Regions from separate parts of the Mus musculus genome. Here regions 1, 2, 3, 4, 5 and 6 are each linked to region 7. Evidence: chromatin loops called from intact Hi-C (ENCODE). Cell type or tissue: left cerebral cortex. All regions are shown on one strand. Region 1 has its middle 25 kb from the start of Gm41232. Region 2 has its middle 67 kb from the start of Gm22347. Region 3 has its middle 45 kb from the start of Gm41233. Region 4 has its middle 45 kb from the start of Gm34589. Region 5 has its middle 220 kb from the start of Lmo7. Region 6 overlaps Lmo7 (LIM domain only 7). Region 7 holds the start of Kctd12 (potassium channel tetramerisation domain containing 12).

Evidence for each region. Peaks named below come from ENCODE experiments on the same cell type or tissue, not always from the same donor. Only the 100,000 strongest peaks of a DNase experiment are listed, where the experiment ranks them.
Region 1: a loop joins it to region 7, with 3 times the contacts of the local background. A loop is called at or near these places in 10 of 42 quality-filtered maps.
Region 2: it touches region 7 in a loop (5-fold over the local background); 4 of 42 quality-filtered maps call a loop at or near these places.
Region 3: it touches region 7 in a loop (2.2-fold over the local background); 22 of 42 quality-filtered maps call a loop at or near these places.
Region 4: it touches region 7 in a loop (3-fold over the local background); 10 of 42 quality-filtered maps call a loop at or near these places.
Region 5: a loop joins it to region 7, with 8 times the contacts of the local background. A loop is called at or near these places in 25 of 42 quality-filtered maps.
Region 6: it touches region 7 in a loop (2.7-fold over the local background); 8 of 42 quality-filtered maps call a loop at or near these places.

The regions. Positions count from the first base shown.
Region 1 is chr14:102,197,170-102,201,169 of GRCm38, reverse strand. No RefSeq gene overlaps it. Among named protein-coding and RNA genes, the nearest start is that of Gm41232, 25 kb to the right of the region's middle. In left cerebral cortex, no CTCF peak of the experiment used is centred here; a DNase peak (open chromatin) is centred at 1,547.
Region 2 is chr14:102,394,891-102,398,890 of GRCm38, reverse strand. No RefSeq gene overlaps it. Among named protein-coding and RNA genes, the nearest start is that of Gm22347, 67 kb to the right of the region's middle. In left cerebral cortex, a CTCF peak has its summit at 2,381; a DNase peak (open chromatin) is centred at 2,421.
Region 3 is chr14:102,523,498-102,527,497 of GRCm38, reverse strand. No RefSeq gene overlaps it. Among named protein-coding and RNA genes, the nearest start is that of Gm41233, 45 kb to the left of the region's middle. In left cerebral cortex, no CTCF peak of the experiment used is centred here; no DNase peak of the experiment used is centred here.
Region 4 is chr14:102,877,373-102,881,372 of GRCm38, reverse strand. No RefSeq gene overlaps it. Among named protein-coding and RNA genes, the nearest start is that of Gm34589, 45 kb to the right of the region's middle. In left cerebral cortex, no CTCF peak of the experiment used is centred here; DNase peaks (open chromatin) are centred at 356, 2,297 and 2,611.
Region 5 is chr14:101,945,380-101,949,379 of GRCm38, reverse strand. No RefSeq gene overlaps it. Among named protein-coding and RNA genes, the nearest start is that of Lmo7, 220 kb to the right of the region's middle. In left cerebral cortex, CTCF peaks have their summits at 24 (motif pointing right) and 2,468 (motif pointing left); DNase peaks (open chromatin) are centred at 56, 2,089 and 2,466; H3K4me3 peaks cover 601 bases.
Region 6 is chr14:101,772,886-101,776,885 of GRCm38, reverse strand. All of the region lies in intron 1 of Lmo7 (LIM domain only 7), which reads right to left. Among named protein-coding and RNA genes, the nearest start is that of Lmo7, 45 kb to the right of the region's middle. In left cerebral cortex, CTCF peaks have their summits at 412 (motif pointing left) and 2,063 (motif pointing left); DNase peaks (open chromatin) are centred at 303 and 2,054.
Region 7 is chr14:102,981,538-102,985,537 of GRCm38, reverse strand. It overlaps Kctd12 (potassium channel tetramerisation domain containing 12), which reads left to right and starts at 2,901. Exons shown (of 1, transcript NM_177715.4): 1 at 2,901-4,000. The coding sequence starts at 3,098. It overlaps Mir5130 (microRNA 5130), which reads left to right and starts at 2,906; the gene lies at 2,906-2,989. In left cerebral cortex, CTCF peaks have their summits at 2,446, 3,734 and 3,940; DNase peaks (open chromatin) are centred at 2,556, 2,965, 3,440, 3,900 and 1 more place; H3K4me3 peaks cover 1,867 bases; H3K27ac peaks cover 1,534 bases.

The DNA.
Region 1 (4,000 bases), 780 kb after region 7:
TGAGAAGCACCTGAAAAAAATGTTCAACATCCTTAATCATCAGGGAAATGCAAATCAAAACAACCCTGAGATTCCACCTCACACCAGTCAAAATGGCTAAGATCAAATGGCTAAGATTCTGATGAGGATGTGGAGAAAGAGGAACACTCCTCCATTGGTGGTGGGATTGCAAGCTTGTACAACCACTCTGGAAGTCAGTCTGGCGGTTCCTCGGAAAATTGGACATAGTACTACCAGAAGATCCAGCAATACCTCTCCTGGGCATATACCCAGAAGATGTCCCAACTGGTAATAAGGACACATGCTCCACTATGTTCATAGCAGCCTTATTTATAATAGCCAGGAGCTGAAAAGAACCCAGATGTCCCTCAACAGAGGAAAGGATACAGAAAATGTGGTACATTTACACAATGGAGTACTACTTAGCTATTGAAAACAATGAATTTATTAAATTCTTGGACAAATGGATGTATCTGGAGGATATCATCCTGAGTGAGGTAACTCAGTCACAAAAGAAGTCACTTGATATGCACTCACTGATAAGTGGATATTAGAAGCATAGAATACCCAAGATTCAATTGCAAAACACAAGAAAATCAAGAAGAAGGAAGAACAATGTGTGGATACTTCATTCCTCCTTCGAATAGGGAACAAAATACCTATGGAAGGAGTCACAGAGACAAAGTTTGGAGCTAAGTCGAAAGGATGGACCATCCAGAGACTACCCCACCCGGGGATGCATCACATAATCAGCCACCAAACCCAGACACTATTGCATATGCCAGCAAGATTTTGCTGAAAGGACCCTGATATAGCTGTCTCCTGTGAGGGTATGCCAGTGCCTGGCAAATACAGAAGTGGATGCTCACAGTCATCTATTGGATGGATCACAGGGGCCCAAATGGAGGAGCTAGAGAAAGTACCCAAGGAGCTGAAGGGGTCTGCAACCCTATAGGTGGAACAACAATATGAACTAATCAGTAGCCCTAGAGCTCATGTATCTAGCTGCATATGTAGCAGAAGATGGCCTACTCGGCCATCATTGGGAGAGAGGCCCCTTGGTCTTGCAAACTTTATATGCCCCAGTACATATAAACAGGGGAACTCCAGGGCCAAGAAGTGGGAGTGGGTGGGTAGGGGAGCAGGGCGGAGGGGAGGGTACAGGGAACTTTTGGGATAGCATTTGAAATGTATATAAAGAAAATATCTAATAAAAAGTTACAAAATTGCCCATTTCACAATTGGTTAACGGTTTTCTTTAAGTTCATGTATTTGGTATAGCCAAGCATGTCGCCAATTGTTGCTGTGCTGTCCTGCCACACTTCCCCACGGCCACCTAAACCCAGAGCCAATGTTTCTCCTTTTTCCCTTCTCTCTGTCTCGATGTTCAGGATAAACTCTCCATTATGTCTGTTTCAGACTCTGGGTTTCCACGAGTCATGTTACTGCGCCTGGAACAGTTCTTAGTCATCCCTCCCCTTGCTCTCCACAGTGACTACTTCAAACCTCCTAGTCTGTTCTGTTCAAAGCGCTCCCCTCCCACACCACCATGCACACTCCAGCTCCCTGCCCTCCTACGCCACAAAGGGAAACAACGCCAACAGATGGGAGTTTCCTTCACTGTTCTGATGCTGTGCTTCAACATTTTTCTTGAGTCTGCTTATTTTCTTCCACAGTATTACAGTTCTAAAAAGCACAGTTCTATCCTCACTTCTTATTTAAGGGCAATTTGTCTATTTGCATTTGGCATATCATTATTGTATCCTCAAGGATGATATTTATTTCCTGGTTGTTTCTCACGTGACTTCTATTTCAAGCAGCAATGAGGATTAATATCTTTTCAGATATTTTGTAAGCACGTAAAATATTCAGATACCATGGAAAACAGCAATAATGAACAGGACATTCACTCCCTTCATGAAGCTTATAATCCATTTGTCTTAGTAAGGGTTTTACTGCTGTGAACAGACACCATAAACAAGACAAGTCTTAAAAAACAAACAAACAAACAAACAAACAAACATTTAATTGGGGCTGGCTTACAGGTTCAGAGGTTCAGTCCATTGTCATCAAGGTGGGAGCATGGCAGTATCTAGTCAGGCATGGCACTGGCAGAGGCAGAGCTGAGAGTTCTCCGTCTTCATCCAAAGGCTGCTACTGGAAGACTGACTTCCAGGCAACTAGGGTGAGAGTATTAAGCCCACACCCACAGTGACACACCTACTCCAACCAGGTCTCACCTCCAAATGGCGCCAACCCCTGGTCCAAGAATAGACAAACCATCACACCATTTTAAGAGAAAGTATAACTGACCAGAGTGTCCATGGTCTCAATTCATCAAGTATTCCATGCCACTTTATTCTTCATCTTGCAACTCAAAAACATATTAATTTTAACAATGTTTTATTTTTACTCTTTAATTATATGTAGATTACGAGACAGAGTTAAACTTATCTAGTGTGTAGGTCATACAAGGATTTTGTACATTTTCTTCTAGAATTTTTTAAATTCGGTTTTCCACAATTACATTTTTTGCAATTTGTAATATTCTCTCTATTTTTCAGACTTTCATAAATGCACAAAATAAAATATGCTTATACCTGCATCTATTTCCATCTCTAGTTGCCTCCATATCCCCTCAAACTTCGGTCTCCCAACTTCATGTCTGATTTTACATGTGCCTGTCTCTTTCTGTTCTGATTTATTTCATGGATAATTCCCTGTGTCCAGTCAGCACTGGCTGTATGTGCACACGTGTGGGGCATTCACTGGAGCTTCTGATGCATCACTGACACGGGAAACTAAATATTTTGTTCGCCAAATGACAAATCAGTTGGCATAACAGCATTTATTCAAAGGTTTTCCTTTCTTGGCTGAAAGTTTTGACATCATATTTAGTAAATATAACATTTTTACCTTAGCTTATTCTGTTACTGGATCGCAATTCTGTTTCATTGGTGAATATGTATATTTAGATATTAGTTCTAGGAGGTTTAGAGGTCCCCTAAACTATGTTTTGAAATGGAAAGCTATTTCTACTTTATAATTTATTAATGATTTTTTTTTACTTATTCCTATGTGGTATTATTTTGAAATCAAGTTGTATAAGTTAAAAATAAATAAGAAAGCCAGTGGATACTGGAGGTGAAATTCAGTTATTGAATACGTACTCATAGGTTCAAACACCAACATCATAAGAAGAAAAAAAACATGCTATGATGTCATCTTGAGGAGCTCATTATGTTGAGTAACTTTAAGTGGGACCGAAGGCCATATTTTCATCTTTCATCATATCTTCTTCCTCATATTTGTTGAAGCATGTATACTATTGATGATTCTCTATCTTCTTTTCCCTTTTAAGCTAATAGCAGCTTCAGTGTGGTTTCTTCATGTGTCATCATATGTACTGGCACATTTTATGTTAACTTGACTCAAGCTAAAGTAGTTTTAGAAGAGGGACCCTGAGTTGCTAAAAATGACCTCACCAGTTTGGCTTGTATGCAAACCTGTGTTTCTTTTTCTTAATTGATGATTGATGTAGGAGGGCCTAGCTCACTACAGATGATGTCACCTCTGGGCTGCTGGTCCTGAGTGCTATAAGAAAGCAGATTGAGCAAACCATGTGGAGCAAACCAATAAGCAGCACTCCATCATGGCCTCTGCATCATGTCCCGTCTGCAGGTGTTTGAGTTCCTGCCCTGACTTCCCTCAGTGGTGGACTCTTATGTAGAACTGTGAACCGAAATAAACCTTTTCTTCCCAAAGTTGATCTTGGTCATGGTGTTTATCAAGAAGTAGAAAGCCTGTGCCACCATAGCATCTGTAAACAGAGATTTACAACTATGCTTACTTTTCTCATTTGTCTAATCATCTATTCCTTGACTTACTTGACTGATATGGTCAACATAGCACTGTACACTAATAGATGCAAAAGTCATCTTTGCTCTGTTCTGACCAAAATAGGAAAGGCTTTTTAAGTAAGAGATTGGCTTGAGAACTT
Region 2 (4,000 bases), 590 kb after region 7:
AGCTTACACAGATAAGGCCTTTTATCCCCCTCAAAATAAGATGTGAAGCCCAGGTGTGAGGAAACTGCTCCAGGATGTCACTCACAAGGCTGCATCCTGTTCTTTCTGCTCCACTGCCCTCAGTGGGAGGCTCTCATCCTAACACTTGTAATATGTTTACTGTCCCTCTAGGCTTGAATTGCCTGCCAGATAAAAGAAAGGATGAAGGAGAAATTAGTTAATGTATGTAACATTGGAGTTATCATTTCTATTAAAAATTTTTCTCCAAAACCTTAACCAGTATCAGCTGTGAACTAAACCTGAGTCACTTGACTATGTGTAGCTGCAAGAGAGTCTACAAAAGAGAATGCTTGAACTTTCTACTTATCACAATGAAACAAGGAAAAGAGAATGAAATTATGGATGGTGTTATTTATAATTCTAATTTATTATTTAAATTTTTCATGCAATTATGCAACATATTTTTATCATATTCACCCAGTACTACCTCCCTCTAAGTTCTAGGAGTACCATTCAGACATTTTCCTCCAATGTTATGTCTTTATTGTTTTGTGGAAGGGGAGGTTGACTGGTCATTTTCACAGACTAACTGGAATTAAAAATTTCTGAGTTTATTTTTTTATTTTTTTACATTTGGAGTGTGTGTGTGTGTGTGTGTGTGTGTGTAGATCAGAGGACAATTTTAGAGAGTCAGTTTTTATTTTCCCAGTTTTTGGATATTTATCTCAGGTTATCAGGCTTTGCAGCAAGCACATTTTCCTACTGAGCCTTGTTAATGTTCATCAGCCATTAGTTTTAAAGAATTACTTAATAATCTTTCCTCCAAAATATTTCTATGTCCCATCCATGGTCCATGCATAATTTTCTTAATGGATAGATACAGGAAAATGTAATATTGAAGTACTTTCTAGAGATGTTATATACATTCCTCAAAATCCTGTCCTATATTTAGCAGCAATGAGCAATGTATGTGTGTTATAACTTGACACATTTGAATATTGACTAGACTGGCTGGATATTTGACTACATTTATAGTAGTGTATATCATCTTTTGTAAAGTGATAGTGTGGATATTTATTTATTTATTTATTTATTTATTTATTTATTATAAGTACACTGTAGCTGTCTTCAGACACTCCAGAAGAGGGCATCAGATCTCATTACGGATTTTTTGTGAGCCACCATGTGGTTGCTGGGAATTAAACTGAGGACCTCTGGAAGAGCAGTAAGTGCTCTCAACCACTGAGCCATCTCTCCAGCCCTTGGATATGTTTTAAAATGTAGCATTATCTTTCACACATCTGAAACTTGATTGAAAAGAACTGCAAAATATGTAGCAGGTATATAGGTTATGGCAAAATGTCTTAACCATAGCCTAATATTTATGAAAGATACTTGAAAGTTACACATAGACGATGTATATTTCCTCCAAATTTTAATGTCCTTTTATAGTCAAAATTAGAAATAAAAATTAGAACTGACCCTTAATACTACTAATATTACTATATATGGTATGGGTTTTTTTTTTTTTTGAGGGGTGTTGTTAGCCTTATTTTCTGAGTGTTTTCTTTATGTCAGGTGAGGAGCAAATTCGGACCTTGTTGATACCATCAAGAAGCTTGCCTTTACATGGGTGTGGTTTTGGCATTCAGCATCCAGGGGAGTGATGTAAATATGTATGGCTTCCATTCATATCCTGAACCACATGAGTCTCAGCCTGGTTTTTTCTTTAACTCTATCTGGGTCTAGTTGTACCATGATTTTCCAGTTAATCAGACAGGAAGGTAACTTATACTTACCTTTTCTAAACCTGTACCTCATATTTCCATCTTTAACGAAAAGACTATCACTTCTTTACAATGACCCAAGAGAGATACCTACTTCATTGACTTATACCTTAGACTCCTAAAAGTCTATCACCTGGCAATTTTCATGTACTCTACAGCCCCAGTATCTTGTCTACCTGGACTTCTTTTTGCAGTCTACTACTATTGCCTAAGCTCAGGTATTCATCATTTCTTGGAATGATTTCATGACAGGCCATTTGTCTCCCATCTCAAGTGGCTCCTCTCTCTCTGCCATCCTATCACAAAACTGACCTTCTGTACCCTAACATTACCCCCCTTTCATGGAAAAATTATCTATTACACCTTTTACACTGGATAAAGGTCATGATTCTTGGAGTGGGACCAAAGACCCTTGTCTACTTTGCCATTGCACTTTTTAATCATCTCTTGAACCCTTTTTTTTTTCCTTTCTACATGAAACCATTTGGATCGTCTCTGATGAGGCAGCCTGTTTCACAGTGCTGTGTGCCTGCTCACTGTGTCTACAATGCTCTTCTGCTTCCTGCTGGTGAATGCAGGGATGACTCTTACTGAGAAAGGACTGGCTTCCCTTTAAAGATGCAGATTTATGGCTACATGCTCTGAAATGAATCTTTTCCGACCATAGCACTCCTTCTTCATCACCAAACTGCAGCTCCACTGACTTGGCACATTTATTTATATTCACCCCATAGTAATTTCCCATACCTGTATCTCCTAAAGATAAAAGTAAATTAGAATCCAAGCGTTCTCTGACACTGCCACCAATGTAGAGTTTCGCAACTTTTTCTGTTGGTCTATGCAGTTCCAGTAAAGCAGTGTAACCATGACGCCAGCAGACTTTCTGTATTCCGCATAGATAATGGCTTCTGAATAAACCACAAGGTGCTAACACTTGCTGTATACTGACAGCCTGTGTTCACAGGGCTCCAGTATGCAGTCGTCATTTGCAACATTTTGTTATTTAGTAACTTGTTCTTTTCATCCTTGACAAATTCATTTCATTGCTTGAATGAAAATTTCCTGTCTGATAACTTGTTTATTATTTATTTTATATTACATTCTAATGGAACTTGGGATCATGGTGTCACAGCAAAAAAGGCTATGATTCCAGGATAAAAACAATAACCTTGGTGTTCAAGCAGCATGAAATAGGATGTAGTCATTTTAGTTTGCTTTTGACAGATGAATAAAGTAATTTCATGCCATACCATTTCCTATCTACATCACAAGAAATGAGCTGGTACCAGTGATTAATAGCTGTTTGTTTATTTCATGGCTTTCTTTCCAATTGCACAGGTGTTGCCATTGGGCATCTCACCTAATTAGCTGTTTTCTTATGCCAACGAGACCAGTTCAGTATTGGAGGATGGATAGAGTCTAACTTGCTCTTCATAATGGAGCCAACTCGGGGAGTGGTATGATGAACTTGACTTATCCTGTATCACTATGTTGAAGTTATACAACTAGCCAAATCATTTCTTATCATTTGTTATTTACATCTTTTTAGGATACTTCTCAGCAGTGGTTCCTAATCTTCCTAATGCTGTGACTCTTTAATACAGTTCCTCATGTTGTCGTGATCCTTAAACCATAAAATTATTTCACTGCTATTTCATAACTCTAATTTTGCTATTACCATGAATCATGATGTACATATCTGATATGCAGGATGTCTGATATGTGACCCTCAAATAGGTTGTGACCAACAGGTTGAAAAACACTGTTTTAGGGGCCTCTGTGTCTGGTCATTAGTGTAACTTCTTATTTAATCAATCAATGTCTTTTTATTCAAACATACTAGTTGATGTTTATTGTTGAAATTTTTTTCTGATAACATTTTCTTTGAAGAATTCTTGGGTTTTAATATTGTTATGTTGGCTTAATTGTGTGAGTATAAGAAAGCTTTTCTTATGTGCTCCAGAACATATTGAGAGTTATAGGAGCATTAGTAGCTGCTCATGGCTTCTTGATCCCTGATTCTTTACAATTAGACTACGCTAAAATGGCAATCATTTTCCTGTTTTGTTCCAGATCTTAACTACACATAGTATGTCTTCAAGTACTTCCAATAACTAAAGGAGTGTAAATAAGCTAGAATAAAATTTAAAACAAAACATGAGTAATGTTAGGTTTATATTCCCAAAACGACTTTTAGGGAACTGATGAAGAGG
Region 3 (4,000 bases), 460 kb after region 7:
TTGGGAAGATATCTTAGCCAGTGGTGATAACGATGCACAGATGAAGTGAGTTAGGCTGAAGGAAGCCTGCTGAAGAATGGATGATCACCATGACTGGTTCTTTGGGTGGTTGATATTGGATCTTTCCTGGAGCATCCGAGAAGCTTGGAGAAACTCATCTCGGTTTCTGTATACCCAGGGGAGAAAAAAGATGTGCATCCATCACCTTTCATTTCCTATAGATCAAAGTAGCTTCAGACATGAGCTATACTGTAAATCTTAAATGTCCCCCAAAGGTGCACCTGTTGAATGCTTGGCCTCCAGAAGTGTGCCTTTGTAAAATGGTAGAATACTTTAGACTTAGGCCTGATGAGAAGTCCTTAGCTCATGTTTCTGGGGTGTATAAAACTCAGCTTTAGCCAGTACTTGCACAGAACAGTACACAAGCACATGCTAAGTCCAATGGGGGGCGGGGCGGGGCGGGGCGGGGGCGGAGCATTATAATATTGAGGCTGTAGACATCTGTTTTAACTTATGTAGAAGGCAACAGCTTACTTGTAGCTGCTTTGACCATAGAAGCTTGTAAATATGATTCATGTGATGGCCTGATATAAACTCCACACATATTTCTCTATCCCAGATGTTACTTAGGTTCAGATTCATATAACTTCCTCCTTACTTACTATCTCTAGCTGGAAAACTCAAATCTGACTTCTCAAGGTTAGCATGTGCTAAAGTGATCACATATTCTTTTCCCCCAAAACCATATTTGAAAAACTCTTGTCATTGAGAAATGGTACCTAGTTTCTCAGGTCACTAAACCCAGTCTGTGTTCTTGACCCTGCTCTCCTTTATCTCCACGTGAGTTGATCTCTGCTCAGCCTCTTGGTGCTTTTTCATTTTCACAGCTACTACCAGAGTCTAAACACAGTCATTTCTCTTGACTAAAATAACAGCTACCTGATGTTTCTTTTTCATTTTTTTTCAAATGTATTCTTCACTCTACATGGAAAGGATATATATTTTTTTTTAAATCAAGGCATACACAGGTAACCTTGTTAAATACCGTTAATGGCTTTCTACTACTTTTAACTTGAAATCTCAGCCCTTAAAATCCACCAAAGCTGGACAACCTGTACCCTGCATACCTATGGCTATCCTTCTCTGCCTTAACAGATCATTTGCACATAGCTTTGTGTCATGAATCAAATGTTTCTCCCTCTCTTTCTGTGTATACCTGTTTCTGTGAGATGTTATGTTGGTCAGCATCACATTAGCATAACAAAATACTCTAGTAAGTCATGTTCTAAAAGGCTCATACTTCTGGAGTTTCCAGATGAATGTGGGACCCAATAATTCAGGTCTTTATCAATAGTGACATAACAGGCAGAAACATGTAGTAGACAAATACTCATATCATGAGCCAGGAAGAATAATGATTTAGAAAACAGCCAGGCTCTCACAGGTAATTACTTTTGAGAGCACTTTCCCAATACGACAAAGACCTCTCATGAAGCCCTACTACTACAAAGGTCTACATCACTCCCAGAAAAATCACTCTTCCCAGAGTCCTTACTCATGAGGCTTTTTGGAGACATTGCTCATATTTAATTATAAAAAAAAGACTTTATTTTAAATATTTATTTAGATGTTGCTTACTAAGCATTTAAATGCTTAATAAATTCCTTTGGAGCTTTTCAAAAATGATGAAGTAGATGCAGGGGTACCAGGCACTTTAAAGGAGACGAAAGCATCTGACTTGAACCTACTCTTTTACAATTTTATCCTGGTCTTGTATCCCAGCCATCATTATTTACTTAACAGATAGCTCTATCAGTTATGCAGCATTTAATTTGTGCAAAGCAGTGTCTCGAGTGCTTAGGAAACATTAATTCCTTTGCTTAATTGCTGCTGTGTAGCAGAACAGAGCTGTGTTCCAGAAAGACACTGCTCCTCTAGGAGGGATCTCGCGCTTGAGAAGAATGCGTGGCGGAAACCTTGAGATGAAACTGTTATAAATTATGAACTTCTAGAAATGCCTGATTTCAAAAAAATCTCACTAGTCATTTATTTTTCATTAATTCCTTCAATATTTAATGGGAGCCTTCCATATGTAAGGAGCTGCGCTACCATCGGGATGTATGCCAGACCTCGGATTTCCTATGCTTAAACGTGACCTTTCTTTCCACTTTGGGATTCCCTGGCACACATGTCTCTTTCTATTTTAGATAAACCTTTTCATAGATAGTTAGCTTTACTTGAAATAAAAAATAGATATAATCTAGTCCACATTTTTTACCTTGGCATTCAAGCCCATATATTATATATATGTGGTGCAGACTAATTTCCAGAGAGTGGAATTTTAAGTTCCTTTCCCTGCAGCTTGGGCCATTTGAAATTCCCATGGGAATTCTCCTCTGACAAGCCCTCCTTTCATCCCCCTCTGCACTTGTCTTTCCAATATTTGCAGGAGACTTCCCTCTTTTACTACCTAAGAGCCCTGCACTCATTATTTTTTTAACATGCATACTTCATGTAGTTTCAATACAGATGGATCTCTATGTCCACGAATAAAAGAATGGGGTCAAGGAATCAGGGCTAATTGCCTGAGGATGTAGGTCTAGCATGAATGGTGGAGACAATAAATAATTGTTGGAATCTGCAAGTGTCCCTTTTCATCTGTGAATTTATGGGAAGTTCTTCACTGAGCCAGTGATCATGATACGATGAACTGTGTGGGCTAAAAAAGTTCAGAACATGGCGCTTGGTGTTGATGGCATAGGTCCCTTCCTTCCTAAAGACCCTACCTAATTCCTACATAACTTCGTACTTGCAATGCTTCTTTCCTCAATGATAGATTCTATAGGTTTACAAGTTCCCGATGAGATGTGGGGCTTCCCACGCTTACCCACCACATCCTCCTTATTTCCATTTTATTGGTGCTTCACAAAGAAAAGAAAAAAAAATCATCAAAACCACATATTTAAAATATCTAAGCATAAGCCAAATAAGAGCTGCTCAGGCATTTCACAAAGAAAGAAAGAAAAAAAAAGCTGTAGGTAATTAGGAAGAACACATCCCCTGTTTTAAACACTGACTAAACTCAAGCAAAAGCCCAACTATGCAAACATCTAGGCATATTCTGATAAAGGAAAGTAATGGTTACTGAAGGATTTTTCTCAACTTAAAATGTCTTAGGGATGGCTGGATGTGATTGTCCATGTCCTTAATCCTAGCATCCTAGCATTTTGGAAGGAGGGGTCTATGTCGTGAATTCCGGGCCTGCCAAGTGACATGATGAAACCCTGTCTCAAAAGTAAACAGCAACCCCAAACAAAGCAAAAATCTCCCAAGAAACAACATTAAAATAATTAGATATAAGTGTTTAACTAGCTAAAGGAAGCTGAAAGTAAACATGAATAAATAAATTAATTAACGGGGGAAAGACAGAACATAGAGGATTTGCTAGACTATAGAGGAGGTCCAAGTAAACTTTTTGGCTTGGTTTTGTTTTTTTAAAGAATAGAATTACAGCCCTACTTGATGGTTTATTCAGTAGTAACATAAATAACATTCATTCGAATATAAAAGGGTAAAATTGAAAACATTAAGAAACTGTTTCCTTAAATTTTGTATCATTTTACAATGACAGACAGAGCTCAGCTGTGACAGTGGACAGTAGGGTGGTTATGACTAATAACAATACCTGAAATGCACATTTTCTTCTTAAACCAATTTGTCCATGGAAAAGCCTTCTTCTAACTCAGAAGCCAGGAGACAAAAATATCAAAAGTTGATCCACATAAAAAAATGACAAGTTCTCTACTGCATCAAAGAGTCATAATGTCAAAAGAAAATGACAATCAAAGAAAACATTTTCAAAATATAAAACACTTAATAAAAATGTAGTATTTTCTTAATAATCAAAATATCTCACAAGAGAAACAATGAACCAGAATTTCAGCAATGTTTTCTAAAAACTAATTATAAAGAGCAAGACCTTTTTTTCATGTAAGTTGTT
Region 4 (4,000 bases), 100 kb after region 7:
AATTTGTATAATCTTAAGCTGACTTTTAAATGTCAGTAATTACCTCTAAATAACAGTTGCACTTTCTCAGATGAATATGAGGTTATTGTAAACATTACAGTTGTTTACATGTGAGTTACTTATTCAGATGAATTTAGAGTCCATTAAACGTGAATGGGATGTGCCACTAAGTTCTTACATATGTGTAGGGCATTATGTAATTTAATGTTTCTGAAAACACTTCTTCAGCTTCCCCTGACTTCATTTGCTTCCTGTAGATATTTGGGTTGGATTTACATCTGGAATGAATATTTTGTCTGGGACATTTGTTCTGATATAAAACAGTATGCTGGATCCCCTGGATATTTATGTGTCTTGGCTTTCTTCCCTTCTTGCTGAATGAGAACTGTTTGCCTTGTAAATGGAACTTTGCAGTAATTTCACACTCCTGCCAATTAAAACTTTCTACTGCAATTGGGTAGAGAGCTCAAGAAAACCCAGACATTTCCAGATGCATGGGCCTCTGGGGTGATCTGGCCTAACCTTACAGTTCACTCATTGCAAGAAGGGGACCAGGGACCTCAGCAGGATCTCCATGGTCTCTGCATTTCTGTTTGACTAGGATGGGGATGAGAAGCCAACTCTTCTGGTTCACTCTGCTTCCTGTAGCAAAAAGTGCTGGAGTCATCCAGGAGTCAGTCTGCTCCCTAAGTTTATACCCTGGAAGCAGCACGTTAGGACAAGGGTCTTGAGGACTCTGGAAGACAGGAAGGGAAGTTAGCGGCATAGAATGGCCTGCAAATAGAAAAGATAATTCAGGCTTAAAGAGAGGAATATCCAGCATATGTAACTAACAAGAATGACATTTCAGCTTTTAATAAATAATACATACTCTATTTAGAAAAGTTCTATAAACACAGAGTCAATTTCTCCTGGCCTGACCCCATTGTCAAGAGAAGATGGCAACTGACATTTTGTAATTACTTTCTTCTAGTAAGGCAGACAAAGACATAATATGACTCAAATATAAAGGATTTGTCCTGTTTCATTTTGTCATAAATATTGTGTCATAAGCATTTGCTTATGTGATTAAATATTATGCTAAAATGCAGTTTTAAAGTTTGTTCTATTTAAAAGTGGGGAGGCAGAGGCAGGTGGATTTCTGAGTTTGAGGCCAGCCTGGTCTACAAAGTGAGTTCCAGGACAGCCAGGGCTATACAGAGAAACCCTGTCTCGAAAAACAAAACAAAACAGAACAAAACAAAACAAAACAAAACAAAAAAGTGTGCTCATTCTTTTACAATTCAATGCATGTACACACAACACACACTATAGGGAAGATGGCTTTGTATGGGGATAGAACAATATAAATTCAAATCTCAGAGACAAGGGCTGGCTCTGTTATTTATCTCTTTCATTTTTAAGTGGTTGTGTTATAGCATCTCCACCATAGCCCTGCCTGGTTTTCACTCATGATGGTCCCTTTGTGTCTGGGGTGAGAGACATGAACCAACATGCTAAGTTCAATACTGTGCTGTCTTAAAGATTGGCTAGATAAAACCACAGATTTTCTATTGTGGTTTTTATTAGTTTAGGTGGCAAAAAAAAAAAAAAAAAAAGGCCCAGGTATAGAATTAAAGGAAAAAGGTGCAGAGGTTTTGTGCTACATTTTTAGGTGTGAGCACTGACAGTGACAATGGCAGCTGAGAGATGTCAGTCATCTGCAAGCACCAACATAAGGCAATTTAGAGGCAGGTGACAGAAAGTCAATACAAAACCACACACTTAATGTGATAGCGTGATAGCATGTGTTCTCTCCCATAGGGACACAGTCACAATTAAATGCTATTTAGGACACCAACTAGTGAGCCTAGGCTGCTGCCGGGTAAAGCTGGGGTTTTCTCATTATGTATCACTCAGAAACATAACGAAGTTATCAGAATTTTGGTTTTGGGCATGCAGCCAACCTCGTGTCCTAAAAACACATGGACTCTAGGATGTCTTGTAGACAGTTCCACCCGAATCAGGCCAATAAAGTAAGGAAGAAGTAATATGTAACCCAGTCTACTCTGTTCATTGTTAATCATTTTGGCTCTGAGGTACATTGAAGAATATTGTAAAGGATTTGACTTTGTTTAATACCTGCATTCCATAAAGCCATTGACAGTTGGGAATATTTAGACTTGGTAGCAACGTCATCACCTCAAAGATGAAACTCAACTCCAGCAACAAGGCCTCTTTCTCATATGTGGCTGTGAAAGCAGCTTAACAAGGAGAGAACATGCGCGTCTGGAAAGTGATAAGAGAGTGTAAAACTGAGATGTGAATGGGACCCAGGCCACTGATACTCTGAGCAAAGTAACAAAGGCTCTCCATTCCCATTTCTATAGATTTCCAGTGGATTGATCACTAAAGAAGCTGATCAAACCCCTGTTCTAAACACTTCAGGTGGACAGAGGGCTTATGCAATGCTTCTAGGGAATGTCTGACAAATACCCATGATATCCCAACAACGACGTAGGCATACTTTGCTTTCTCTGTGTTTTCATGGTGGGTTGGGTTGAGGATGAGCTGGCTGCCAGCAGGGCATGGTTTCATCCTGTGCCGAGATGCTAAATTTGTAGCTCATGGTGGGGGACGAGCTTGGAATGTAATTTCTTCCCTTCTGTAATTTTCTGCCTGCCTGCATGAATGCTAATGAACACCTCGCACATGACAGAGTGATGAAGTGTAGCCTTACTTTACTATTTTCGGCAGGTTCTGAAGTCACAAAGTCTAGGACCCAGTGTAGCAGTGACAAAATAGTGTCAGCAGACCCTCTCTTCCCTTCTTTCAAATTTGTCTTATGTACAACTTGTACTGAACTGATAGGTGGTGTCTCTAGTTTGATCTATTCTCTGTATTGCCATGACAGCTCCTGCATTCTGTCTTATCATACCACACCTACGTGTCCAAGACTCTGGGAAAAGCCTTTCTCCAAGCATTGTAATTCTTGAAGCTCAATCCCAGACCAACCCAGTCACTTCTTTCCCACTGTGAGTGAGTAACATAGAAACCAGATTGTATTTATTACTTTAACCAATAAGAAGTGGGGTAGGGCATGAGTAGAGAGTTAAACATGCCTATGAGCTGCAGGTTAAATGCTTAAATGATTTTATAATTACACCATCAAATGAATTGACTTATCAGAGGGAAGAAAGTGAAAACAACACTTCTGGTAATCAAATTTTAATTGAGAGACTTGGCTGATTGATGGCACCAGTAAGAAATTTAATTTAGGGCATGGAGTCCTTTGTTTGTGAAATCAGTTGGTGGTGTGCTGACAGTCTGGCCACATTTCTGGGAAGGCCACCCACTGATTTTGTGAATGACAGAGATTATATGAGGCATGAGGACAGAGGGTTGCTAACCATAGGTAACCTGCTTCACCTAGGGATGTTGCTTGGGGGGATACTGCCATTGGGATTGATTGATGAGGGACCTAATTACATATAGTTGGGGGTTCACTTCACTTCCTATTTGCAACTTCAGGCTGCTGGTGGCATTTGAGCCATTTTTTTGGAAGTAGAATGAAAAAGACATGAGAGGAAAGGGGTTGGATTTTGGAAGTACCATAAAACTTAGAGCAAGGGCAGAGAGAAAGGTGAGCCTGGGGACGGATTCTTCAGCAAGAATCCATCTTACTGAAATCTGACTGCTTCTGAGGCTTGATTCAAGCCATGTTTTGTAGAAGGTACATAAGTCCTTGTGATCCTCCCCCAGACACTCAACATACACTTGTTTTGCTCAGTTAATTTATAAAATCTATCTTTATGGGAGTGTCAAATGTACTTTGCAAAGAGTTCAATGTTTAATCTTCGCTTAGCTTTGTTCCTCAAAGATATTTACATATTCTTTATTGTGTATGTGGGATTGAGTTAATTGCCAACAGAATAAGTTTTCACCAAATTGTGTTGTGCTTAAACATGCCTAAAATGGTGGTCAGATTCCTGAAGTTTGAATAAAACCTTACTTAGTTGCA
Region 5 (4,000 bases), 1.0 Mb after region 7:
GGTACAATTCCACCAAAGTTCACTAGGGGGAGCAGTGAGCTCATTGGCTTCACTGACACAGGAGAAGGGTTACTAGAGGGAACACGGGTGACTCCAAAGCAGCCATACTGAAAAGTCTTTACCCAGGACAGTGGAAGGCTTCCCATAGCTGTCTGTATGTATGGAGACCTTTCCAAGCCTTCAGTTAACATTCCCTGGCCTATATTCTCTAGGCCTCCCCAGAGACGCAGGATTCCTGGAGATCATGTGCAATTAGAGCAGAGTTGCTTATAAATGCTTGGCATATGCAGTGATGAACAACAGTGCTTGTTTCAAACAAGGTAGAAAGCAAGGACTGACACCCAAGGCTGCCCTCTGACTTGTGCAAGAGAACCGGGGCATGTAGACACACACACACACACACACACACACACACACATACACACACATGCACACACACACAGAGAATGAGTTTAAATAACTGACCTTTGTAACCAAGAAAATAACCAGGAAATGGAAGAGGCACGTCTCACAAGAAAAGTAGAGAGTTATTAGGAGATGTTCCCACAAGTGATGGTAGCCTCCAAATAATTATCCAGATCACTGGGACAGTTATTGAATGCAACCTCTCTTCCCTTGTGACAAAAGATTCATTGGTCTTAAGCAGCCACGGAAGCATTTATTATAACTTAAAGGAGAATTTGCAATGATCATCCAGGTTTGTCTGTCACTGGCCTGACCTGTTCTGGGATAGTCCTGATATTTTCTAATACTTCTAATTTCTGATTTTACTATTATTCTAGGCTCCCATGATCACAGTTGGTCAAAGTGCAGAGAATAAGAGATGGCGGAGTACTAGGATCAAAACGAGATAGCTGTATCATACCCCTCCTCCCAAGGCTCAGAGATCACCATGGAAGGGGGCATTGAACAATTTTAAGAACCAGGGGTGGGTCTGGAGAGATGGCTCAGCAGTTAAGAGCACTGAGTGCTCTTTCAGAGGTCCAGAGTTCAATTCCCTGAAAACCTCATGGTGGCTCACAACCATCTGTGATGGGCTCTGAGACCCTCTCCTGGTGCAGTCTGAAGACTGCAACACTGTACTCACATATATAAAATAAATAAATCTTTTTTTAAAAGAACCAGGGGTAAATGATAGCTATAATGAAACAGTGTTTTTCAGACACAAGGCAGATGGACATATGAGATCACAGCAACTGTGACTGTACCAGAAACACATAGGAGGGATCAAGCCAATGAAAATCCCAGCATGAGTGGGGAAAGGGATCCATGGAGCTCTTCCATTCAATAGCTCTGAGGAGCTGTTGGCAATTGGTAGCTGCTAGGGGAAGGGGAGTCAGTTTCCTTCATGGATGTAGCCCCTGAAAAGCTGCCCATGCCCCAGGATACAGTCCTACACTCATGCACACACAGCTAACCAACACTAAGTGAACTCAATGAGTGTATAAGCCACGAGCACATGAAGTAGGGAGGCAAAGGACAATGCTGGGAACAGGGGAGGAACTGAAAGGGAGAGAAATGTGGATTTCTATGCATGCATGAATTTCTCAAAAATAATAAAAAAATAGATGTAACTGTTAAGTGGTAAGAGACAAAGACCCTTCAAATAAAAAGATGATTTTTAGGAAACACACTGTTACAAGAGATCTAATGGAGGCTCATGGAAAACCCCCAGCTGAGGTTGGGAAAGGGAATATGACAGAAGAGGGAAGGCAGGCCATGGTGAGTGTCATAGCATTTGCAACGACAGGGGGACAGGCAAGGCCAGGAGGTAGTTAACAAGAGTGGTACACTATCTGGGGACAGACAACACAGGCATCTATCTGTGCTGGTCTAGCAGACTACCGTCAGAGCAAGTGAATCCAATATCCATCTCCCAAATAATTTCATGGTTTAATTTTGATATTTAATATAATCAAGGCTTCTGAGCTTTTATGGAATTGGAATCACTCATGCACAGTGCGAAATATTTCCATGACATCACCTCCCTTCTGTGACAACAGTGATGGGGAGACGCTGTCTGCAGTCCCAGTGGTGGGAGGGTTCCATGGTGGCTATGGGAACTGGCAGGGAACGGTACAGAACCCCGCTTAAGTGTAGTCACTTAATGCATGTTGCAGTCCTAGCTCTGCCAGTTGCCAGCTGGGTGACTTTCGCTTATCCTCAGTTTCACGATCTCTCTAGATAATTTTGGACGCCACCCAGGGTGCAGAGTTTGATGTAGTTATTATTAAAAGGAACGGGTTGCGCCGTGCCTTTGCACACGGTAAGCACTAGATAAATGCTAAGCGTTGTCGTATGCGTGTAATAAAGGCAATGCTCAAACATGAGAGCTTACAGTGCGTCCGAAGATTCTATCAGAATTACAACTTTATTTCAAATTTTACATTTTGTAATATAGATTTTCATTATTTCTGGTGTCTAAAAGGCACACACTTCAGGGATTGTATTTGCCTGCCCCCTAGTGTTAAGAGGAGCTCACTTCAGCAGACGGTTGGGCTACGCTCCTAAAGGGCTCTTTTGCGGATTAGAAAGGGGAAACCTGGGGGCGATGAAGTGAAGGCCGTCATGTCTGAAGGGTGGGGCTGGAACCTCAATCTCAGAACTCTTCCCTTCCTCATGTTCTTCCTCAAACCAGTACAAGGATATATGAATGTGTGTGATGGTTAAAAAATAGCTTGAAAAACTAAAGCAACTTGGACAAATTCAATAACCACACGCCATGTTCTGTTCATTCAAAACGTCAGTCACTGCTCCAGACCGCTACATGAGCTGTATTATAATGACCATTTTTTTCGGAGGGGAGAAACTGGGGTACAAGGAGATGAGATTTGTTAGGCTGCTCTTCATGATGCAAACAACTACAGAAATAAAGAAAACCAGGCAGCTCTAATGTTGATGGGGGATGTCAATGGTAGAAAAACGGATCAAAAGCTCCAATAGGATGGAACCTTCAACTGATGTTGTCTAAACTTCTGAGAGCTCTCTCTGCAGAAAAGGCAGTGAGTGGCGACGTCTCTAAAGTAGCTTAGGCTAGGAAAAGGTTCTTGTGTGTTCTGCATACTTTACAAATGGGGTTTATATGGTTTTTAAAAGACTTGGCTGACCAGGGCAGGGCAGGCTGGGAAGTAACTCAGTTGGTAAAATCTTTTCTTTGTTGTGTATGACCCTCAGCAACCACAGAAACAAAGCTGAGGTCGGTGTCACCCCAATAACCCAAGTGCTAGGGCAGCAAAGGTGGCCATGATGTGTACCCTTATACTCTTGAAGCTAGAGAGACAGAGATAGGGTAATCAGGGCTTGCTGACCAGCCAGTCTAGCCAACACGTAAGCTCTGGGTTCAATAGCAGATCCTGTCTCACAAAGTAAAAGTGAGAGTGACTGAGGAAGACACCTGACATGACCTGTGGCTTGCTCACACGAAAACCACGGGGATCAAAGGGCAGGGTCAAGTGTGTCCTCAAGGAATGTTAATTCCTGAGCTTCATGGCACTTCACTCTACATTTTCAGTAAAACACCATCCCTGAGCAGTTGTGTTCACAGCATGGACCCATGGTCCACACTGGTGAGGCCTGACATGGAGATGGGAAATCTGTCTACACTGCCTTCTGTGGATATTACATTAGTATATTAGTATAATAGATTATATTAGTATATTGGTATACTCGATTATATTAGTGTCAAGAAAAAAATCCATGCAGTTGGGCTTCTCTTTCTACAATGGCTTCAGAGTTGGGTAGGAATAGCTGCTCATCACAGCATAGGTGAATTACTGTGGATTTCATGAGGTTTTAGATGCATAGCCCTTTTTCAAATGGCAATAATGACTGGTCATAAGATTTTGTAACTTCCATCAGATTAGAGAATAGCTCAGGAATTAAGAGCGCTGCTACTCTTCCAGGACCAAGGTTTGATTCCCAGCTCCCATGTGGAGGCTGACAACCATCAGTGACGCCAATCTCAGGAACTCTGATACCCTCTTCTCACCTTTCTGGGTAT
Region 6 (4,000 bases), 1.2 Mb after region 7:
GGCTCCTGGGGGGCTTTAAGAAATGATGTGGGGGACTTTTGGGATAGCATTGGAAATGTAAATGAAATAAATACCCAATTAAAAAAAAAAAGAAAAGATATGATTGGAGCTTAAAGCTACTGGTGAATTCTTGGCTGAGTGGGCTCTTAGGAAATTGAGCCTAGTTGGGCAAACTATGACACTCGTGGAAATTTCTGCAGGTATACCCTGTCCCAGGCCCTTCCCTTCCCCTGCTCTCTGCTTCTTTACAACCATGAAGAAAATAACACTCCTCCTCCATAGCCTTCCTGCTGTGATTTCTCTGCTGTCCTGCTAGCACAAAAGTGATGAAGCCAGGAAATGAGAGTGGAGCCTTCTAAACTGTGAATCAGATAAGTTTGTCTTCCCTCTGGTGGTTTAACATAGGCACTTTATCCTACCATCAAAAAGTGACTAACCCGAGAATCCTTTGGGGATTTCCTTAAATATGGAGTAAATTTTAAGAATTAAAAGCAAAGAAACAAAAAACCTTCCAAACAAAATAAAATTCCAACCTCAAGCTTGGGAGGAGAGAAAGTACTAGAGAGATAAACTGAAGAATCAAGAGGTAGTCCATGGACTTTCAAACAAAGTCCAGAGCAAGGAGCTTTACCCAAACTCTTGAAGCCGGAGACAGGCTGAGGAAACAGAAACAAGAACTCTTAAGTCAGACACTGAAGCAAAGACTCCAGAGCAGGCTGGGAGCTAAGGTAAAGCCGGGGGCCAGGGGACTCAGACCAGTGAGCTCCTGGAAAGCTGGAGAAGGCTCCCACTGCATTCTCCACTGCACAGAGAGGGTGCTGAAACCGTGAGGAGAGTTTTTGTTGTTCACATCCTAAGCAACTTCCATCTTCTTTTGGGCTGAGGCAAAGTCTAAATGGAAATCCAACAACAGCAACCAGAGAAGGCGCTCATCTTGGCCTGCATTTGTCAGCACAACCCGTGGCTCGAGAAAGCTTGCTTTACTGAAAAGTTCTTTCTGCTTTTGTGAAGTATGTCAGAAAATCGACATAAATAAAAAAATTAAGCCTAGAGCATGGGATCGTTCTTTACAGTGTTAAGCTTATTGTTGTAAAGGGAAGGAAATGCCACTCTCTGTTCTCTATATAAGGTTTCTAAATACACAAATGAGGGTCAAGTGACAATATTCATAAGTGATAGGTCACTTCATTTTTCCATCATTGGCAGCCACACACTTCATATTTTAACTTAGCTGGGTGGTATTTATCCTGACTTTTTGTTTTTAAGATTCCCCTTATAATGGATAATTCAAAGTGCCAAGAGGCCCTCACATGATATTGGCTTTACAAACAACTACATCAAATATATAAAGGTAATTATTAAATCTTTACTGGGAAGCAATGGACTCTTGTAGGAACAGTGTTAAAAGCCATTGATTACTTTTTATATACCTTCAAATAAAATGTTTCAATTAAAAAATAAGACGTATCAAATGTTGTAAGGAGTTATGTACTCAATTTTATAACTCTGCTTGGCCAGAGAGAATAGGATTGAGAGGAAAAACAAGAACACACCATAACACACATACATACATACATACATACATACACACAAACACACATACATATACATACCACATACACACACACAACCCACTACACTCATATACACATATACACACCACATACACACTGCACACATACCACACACACATATACATGCATACCATATACATACAAAAATACACACAACACACTCATACACATAACACATACCCACCACACACACAACACAACACACACATATACAACACTATGCACACATCTACACACAGCACACACATGACACAATACACACACATATAAACATATACACCACACACACACATTTTGTTAACCAAATGAAGAAAGGGCGAGAAGGAAAATTTCAAAACCCTTTGCAACATCCTCTTGACTCTGGAAGTGCCCCCCATCTTCACCCCCACACCCCACCCCCACCCCTGCCATGCGCAGATCTCGGTGCTATTCTCCAGAATACAATGAACAGAGGTTGGATGAATACTGCCCTCTGGTGGTGGGGAAGGCCTGTCCCTCACTAGGGCTTTCTCCCAATTTATCCAAATTCTTTTTTATGATCAATAGCTTTCCCCAATTCTTTTTCTTTCTCCTGGGTCAGGAGAAGTAGTAGTGTCGAGGGATGGGGAAGAGTTAAGAGGAGAATCAGTGAAAATAAATTGTGTTTGGAAATATCATAATGAAACCTAATACTATAGATATATTAGCTGATAGTTTAAAATATTTTTAATCTAAAACAAACAAAAAACTATTCATCCACTCTCATCTCTCCTGCCCTTTCTTCCGGGTAAGGAGCCAGCAAAAGGGTACCAAGCAAGAATCAGGTGTCTGACCTTTATCCAACAATAAATCTTCCAGTATCTTACTCTTAGACTTCCCAGCCTTCAGACTTATGAGAAATAAATTGTTTAAAACACCCGAATCTCTGGCACTCTGTTACAACAGCCCAAGCTGACTAGACAGAAGTTTTACATTTGCATGCCTTTGCCCTGGTTCCCTGCAAGGACTGGCTTTCTGTCATTCTCCAAACATTGACTATACATGTATAGTCATGTATACATGTACACATGTCCTTAGGCTACCATGCGCAGGCTCTCGATCATATACACTCCTGATGGCAACTTCAATGTATTTGGCCACTTTTAGGGCCTATAAGAGGTGGACTGAAAAGCTTGGACCAGTTGAACTTTATTTTCAGTGAGTTAGTATAAAGGAAGTGATGATTTTTCTGCCTAGGTTTGATGTGCATACTCTTCCCTTGTTTTCGGTACATAATTATGGCTGATGGTGAGTGTCACTGTTGAAGCTCAGAAAAGAACACGTCAAGGTAAACAAACTAAAAACAAGCTCTCAGAAGCAGCTGCTATCTCCTGCCCTCTGGTCTGTCCTCCATCCCTTCTCCAGTAACACTCAGAGAGGTAGGGGTTGACACAAAAGACCAAGGGCACTTAATGTTCGTGCAGAAGACCTGAATTCAGTTCTCAACGCTTATATAAGGCTCACGACCATCTGTCACCAGTGCCATCTTCTGACATCCAGGGACACCAGGTGTGCACATGAGCACATACAGACATTTAGGCAAGCAATCACATGCATAAAAGGAAATAAATACACCTTGAAAATTAATAACAAAGAACTGAAGAGAAGGGTCATTCTTTAAGATTTTCTCACTTAGCCAAAGACACAGCCTCCAAATAGGAACCCAGCTGTCATAAGCCTTAACATGGTTTGGTCCGAAATATCTCCTAAGGGTCAATGTGTCAAAGTCCTTTCCTCGGCTGACCACTACTACGTAATTGAAGGCAGAGGTCTAGAAAGCAGCAGTTCTGAGTCTTACCTTTGGTCAAAATGGGACTCTGGTTTCTGCTATACCTTCCTTCCTCTTTTGCAGCACCTTAACAAAGCAACATGTCCAAGAGGCTGCGTGTGAGGACGCACCCAAACCTGGAGACCTCATGGGTGGGCCAACAGGGCTAACCACCTCCTCATGCTGCACCCTAATTTCTGTCATGAGTCCTACAAAATGTCCCTAGACTATTAAACTTAATAGCATCCCATTGTGGAAGGACACCCACCCCCCCCCCTCGTAAAAATATCTTTAACAATGGACCTTTGCTGATGTGAGATTGGCTCTGGCAAGTTAGGATCTCGGAAACTCATTGGCCATCAAAACCTCCCCCAAGCCAGTAGCTTTCAAATTCTTGTCTCAGAACTGTGAAGAACAGAAGTCAAGGACCAAAGACCATGAGCTTTAGGAAAGCTTACTGTAGACTCGGTGATGAGAGTGTGGGCAGAGGAGGGCTTTCAAAGCTCCTAAAGAGCAGAAGGGATTCCAGGAGGTAGGGCACCCTCAAGCTATTAGTCTGGGGGCTTCTTACATGACTTATGGAAAACCCTGGAGTGAGGCTGGTGGAAGGATACAAGATGGTCATTCCATCGGGCCCATC
Region 7 (4,000 bases):
TCTTGAATGTGCTGGGGCTCTTCCAGCATCATTTTCAGAGACACCTTCCTCAGATACTCTACAGCAGGAGTGATGTTCACATTGTCCCTTTATTTCATTTCATGAATTATTTTTGGTACGTGTGATGTTTATTATTATCCAAACAGTGTGTGTGTGTGTGTGTGTGTGTGTGTGTGTGTGTGTGTGTGTGTGTATGTGTGTGTAGTATAAGCTCTAAGAGGGCAGTGATTATTCTGAACACACTTCCTGGAACATGGTGGTAGACCTTGAATGACTACAGAGGGAATAAGTGAATGATCAAAGTATTTATCAAAAGATTATAGAGCCCCGGCTGTGTTCTGGATATTAAGGATATAGTAATGAACAGAGCTGAGAAATATCCCTGACCTCTTTGGGTCTTACATTCTGACACAGGGAAAGAGACTTTCAACAAAGAAGGCAGGGAAGAGAAAGCTGTGGAATAGAGCTGCACTTCATTGAACAGGGTAATGGGCAAAGGGGACCTGGGGAAGGGAAGAAGGAAGGGGTGGGACACAGTGTGGGGGATGACGAGTCATTTAAGGAAAGAGAGAGGGGAAGGGCCAATGGCATGAGAACCCAGCACATTCATTGCAAAGTGTTATGGCATGGGTCAAAGAAGCATGTGTGGGTCAGAAACAAGCAAGCATCTGTCACATCATTAGAAGGACTTTGGTTTTGCTCATGTGTGACGTGGGAAGAAACACACAACACAGGGTCTGACTGGATCCTTCTCTTTGGTCTAGTGATGGAAGACTGATGGGTGCTAGAGTAGAGGCAGTTTGGAGGTCCAGGCAGTGATCTGAGGTGATAATGAGGTGATGTTGGCTTGGTCAACATGAGGTAATGTTGGCTTGGTCTTGAGGGGTGGTGGAGAGGTAGTGACCCTAAGACGGGAAGGATCTTGAAGGGAGACATGGCAGCATAGAACAATGACCCAGTTGTGCCAAGGTGACACTGAAGTCTTTTCTTGGGCTTACAGAAAAGTGGCAGTTTTGTCAGGCCTGAGATGCTGATATATCACATTCAGTGTCGGGACTCGGAACTTTCCTGTCATCTATCATTTATCCCAAGGAACAGTTGAAGAATGGTGAAATATATTCAGTATCAGAAATCTGTGCCTGCAATTAAGCAGGCTGGTCTGGGGCCTGATCTTATTTCAGCTCTGTGACACGAGTGCAGTAATTGTTTGGCAGACATAAACATTTCAGAAATGAAAATGACATTCATCCGTGAGAAGACTATCAAGCTCATTGGACAGTCGCACAAAGGGTAGACATCATTATTAAGACAAAGATCTTTCTGGGCTTATTGTGATTGACAGCCTGTCCTTCAAAGTGATCTGATAACTGTTCAGATGGCCAACCCTTTGCCTCTTGGCTGCTCTAAAGGAGATGTAGGTAGTCAGCCTTGAATTCTCCACAGCCTGATGCCCAGCAACGTATAAGAGCATTTATTAAAATTGTGGTTTTTCAGAGTCTCCTCTATCTTGGGCTTCTTGAAGCCCTTATCTATTTATTCACCAAAAACCAACGATCAGATAACAGACCACAAATTTGAGATTTCAGAACGTGCCAAGTGCAAAGATGGGAATTTGAAGAGCAACCTGTCTCATTCCCCTGGGAGACCATGGAAGGTTTCCCGGCAGTGGCAGAATTCTGTGGGCTGAAATTTGTGCATGACTCCAAACGCTGAACAAGTAGGAGTCCATAGAGAGCATGGCTAAATCTGAAGGGCCTTCAGACCTACACAGCCTTTCTTCTCTGGTGGACGGTCTTGTAAAGTACAGAAGAGAACGATGGAGGGAGGAGGAGAACACGGGTTACTGGACCTTTAGAACAGTTATGCATGGGCTAAAAGTAAATTATTTTCTATACGTGCATTAACATTTCAAGGAACAAATAAAACATCAGCGGAATTTTAGTAAAATAATGAAATACTAGTAAAATCATTAAATACTAATAATACGAATAAAAGAAAATATTAGATTGGAATTTTCTGGTGCGATTTACAGATGGCTGAAAGCAACCGGAGGCCTCACGTCCCACTATTGGAGGCGCTTATTAGCTTTTCTTGCCCACGCAGTGTAAGCCCCTCCCCCCCCCTTTGTGTCCACCCAACTTCCTCTCCTAGTCATTTCTGCTCACTGCAGTACTGTGTTGTGGTTTCCTAACCAAAGACTTTATGCTCTCGCAAAATAATCTAACAGAGCATTTTCGCGAAGCATTCGCTTGTGGTTTCTAGGGATTTTTCGAGGCTATACGCTAGTCACATAGTCACGTGAAAAACCTTTGGGTGGTCTGGACTTGAAGGGACCGGTGCATCCTTTCCAAGTTAGTGTCTCTTCAGAACTTCCAGAGACCCGGGGATGGATCTCCAACAGCAGCGCTCTGCACTGTTAGAAGCGGGTAGGTCTAGAGGGCGCTAGCCGCAGGCAATCAAGCTTTTCCACTCTGCCAGAAAGTTTCCAACCCCTTCTGGAGTCCCCGGGTGCCGGCTGCGGTCAGCCGAGAAGGGCGGCGGGAGGGGAGGTGGGAACACAAGAGGATCGCTTTAGTGATCAGCCTCCTGGAGAAGCGCCTGGAGGCTCTGACCCACTGCGGAAGAGGAAGAGGAGCTGGGCCCGGAGCGGGTGGGCGGACGGGCGGTGACAGTCCGGTCGTCCCCCGGAGCGCGCGGGTCAGGGTGGAGCCTGCAGCCCCGAGCCGCGTCAGCGTTTAGCATGCAAATGCATTCCCCGCTCCTCCCCCACCCCCACCCCGCCCCAGCCCTCCCCGCCCCGGGAGCGAGCTCAGCGGCTCCGCAGCCGCCCACCGCCTCCTGCGCGCCGCGCCGCCCAAGCGGGCGGCTCTACTTAAGCGGCGCGCGGGCCGCGACCCGCCACTCGCCTGGAGCGCGCGGGCGAGGCAGGCGCAGCGCACCGGGGCTCTCGTGGGCGCACTGCTGCGCGCTCGCACCGCGCGGCTCTCAGTGGCCGGCCGCCGCCTGAGCGCAGGGCTCCCCGATAAGAGCCGCTGGGGCTTCCGATCGCGACCCCGCTCCCTGCCACTTGGCCCATCCGGGCCACCTCTTTTTGGCCATGGCTCTGGCGGACAGCACCCGAGGATTACCCAACGGGGGCGGAGGCGGAGGTGGCAGCGGCTCGTCGTCGTCCTCGGCGGAGCCGCCGCTCTTCCCGGACATCGTAGAGCTGAACGTGGGAGGGCAGGTGTATGTGACCCGGCGCTGCACCGTGGTGTCCGTGCCCGACTCGCTGCTCTGGCGTATGTTCACGCAGCAGCAGCCGCAGGAGCTGGCCCGGGACAGCAAAGGCCGCTTCTTTCTGGACCGGGACGGCTTCCTCTTCCGCTACATCCTGGATTACCTGCGGGACTTGCAGCTCGTGCTGCCCGACTACTTCCCGGAGCGCAGCCGGCTGCAGCGCGAGGCCGAGTACTTCGAGCTGCCGGAGCTCGTGCGTCGCCTCGGGGCGCCCCAGCAACCCGGTCCGGGGCCACCGCCGCCGCACTCGCGCCGCGGGGTGCACAAGGAGGGCTCTCTGGGCGATGAGCTGCTGCCGCTGGGCTACGCAGAGCCCGAGCCGCAGGAGGGCGCCTCGGCCGGGGCGCCTTCGCCCACGCTGGAGCTGGCTAGCCGCAGCCCGTCCGGGGGCGCGGCGGGGCCCCTGCTCACGCCGTCCCAGTCTTTGGACGGCAGCCGGCGCTCCGGCTACATCACCATCGGCTACCGCGGCTCCTACACCATCGGGCGCGACGCTCAGGCGGACGCCAAGTTCCGGCGGGTGGCGCGCATCACCGTGTGCGGCAAGACGTCGCTGGCCAAGGAGGTGTTTGGGGACACCCTGAATGAGAGCCGGGACCCCGACCGGCCCCCGGAGCGCTACACCTCCCGCTATTACCTCAAGTTCAACTTCCTAGAGCAGGCCTTCGATAAGCTGTCCGAGTCGGGCTTCCACATGGTGGCGTGCAGCTCCACGGGCACC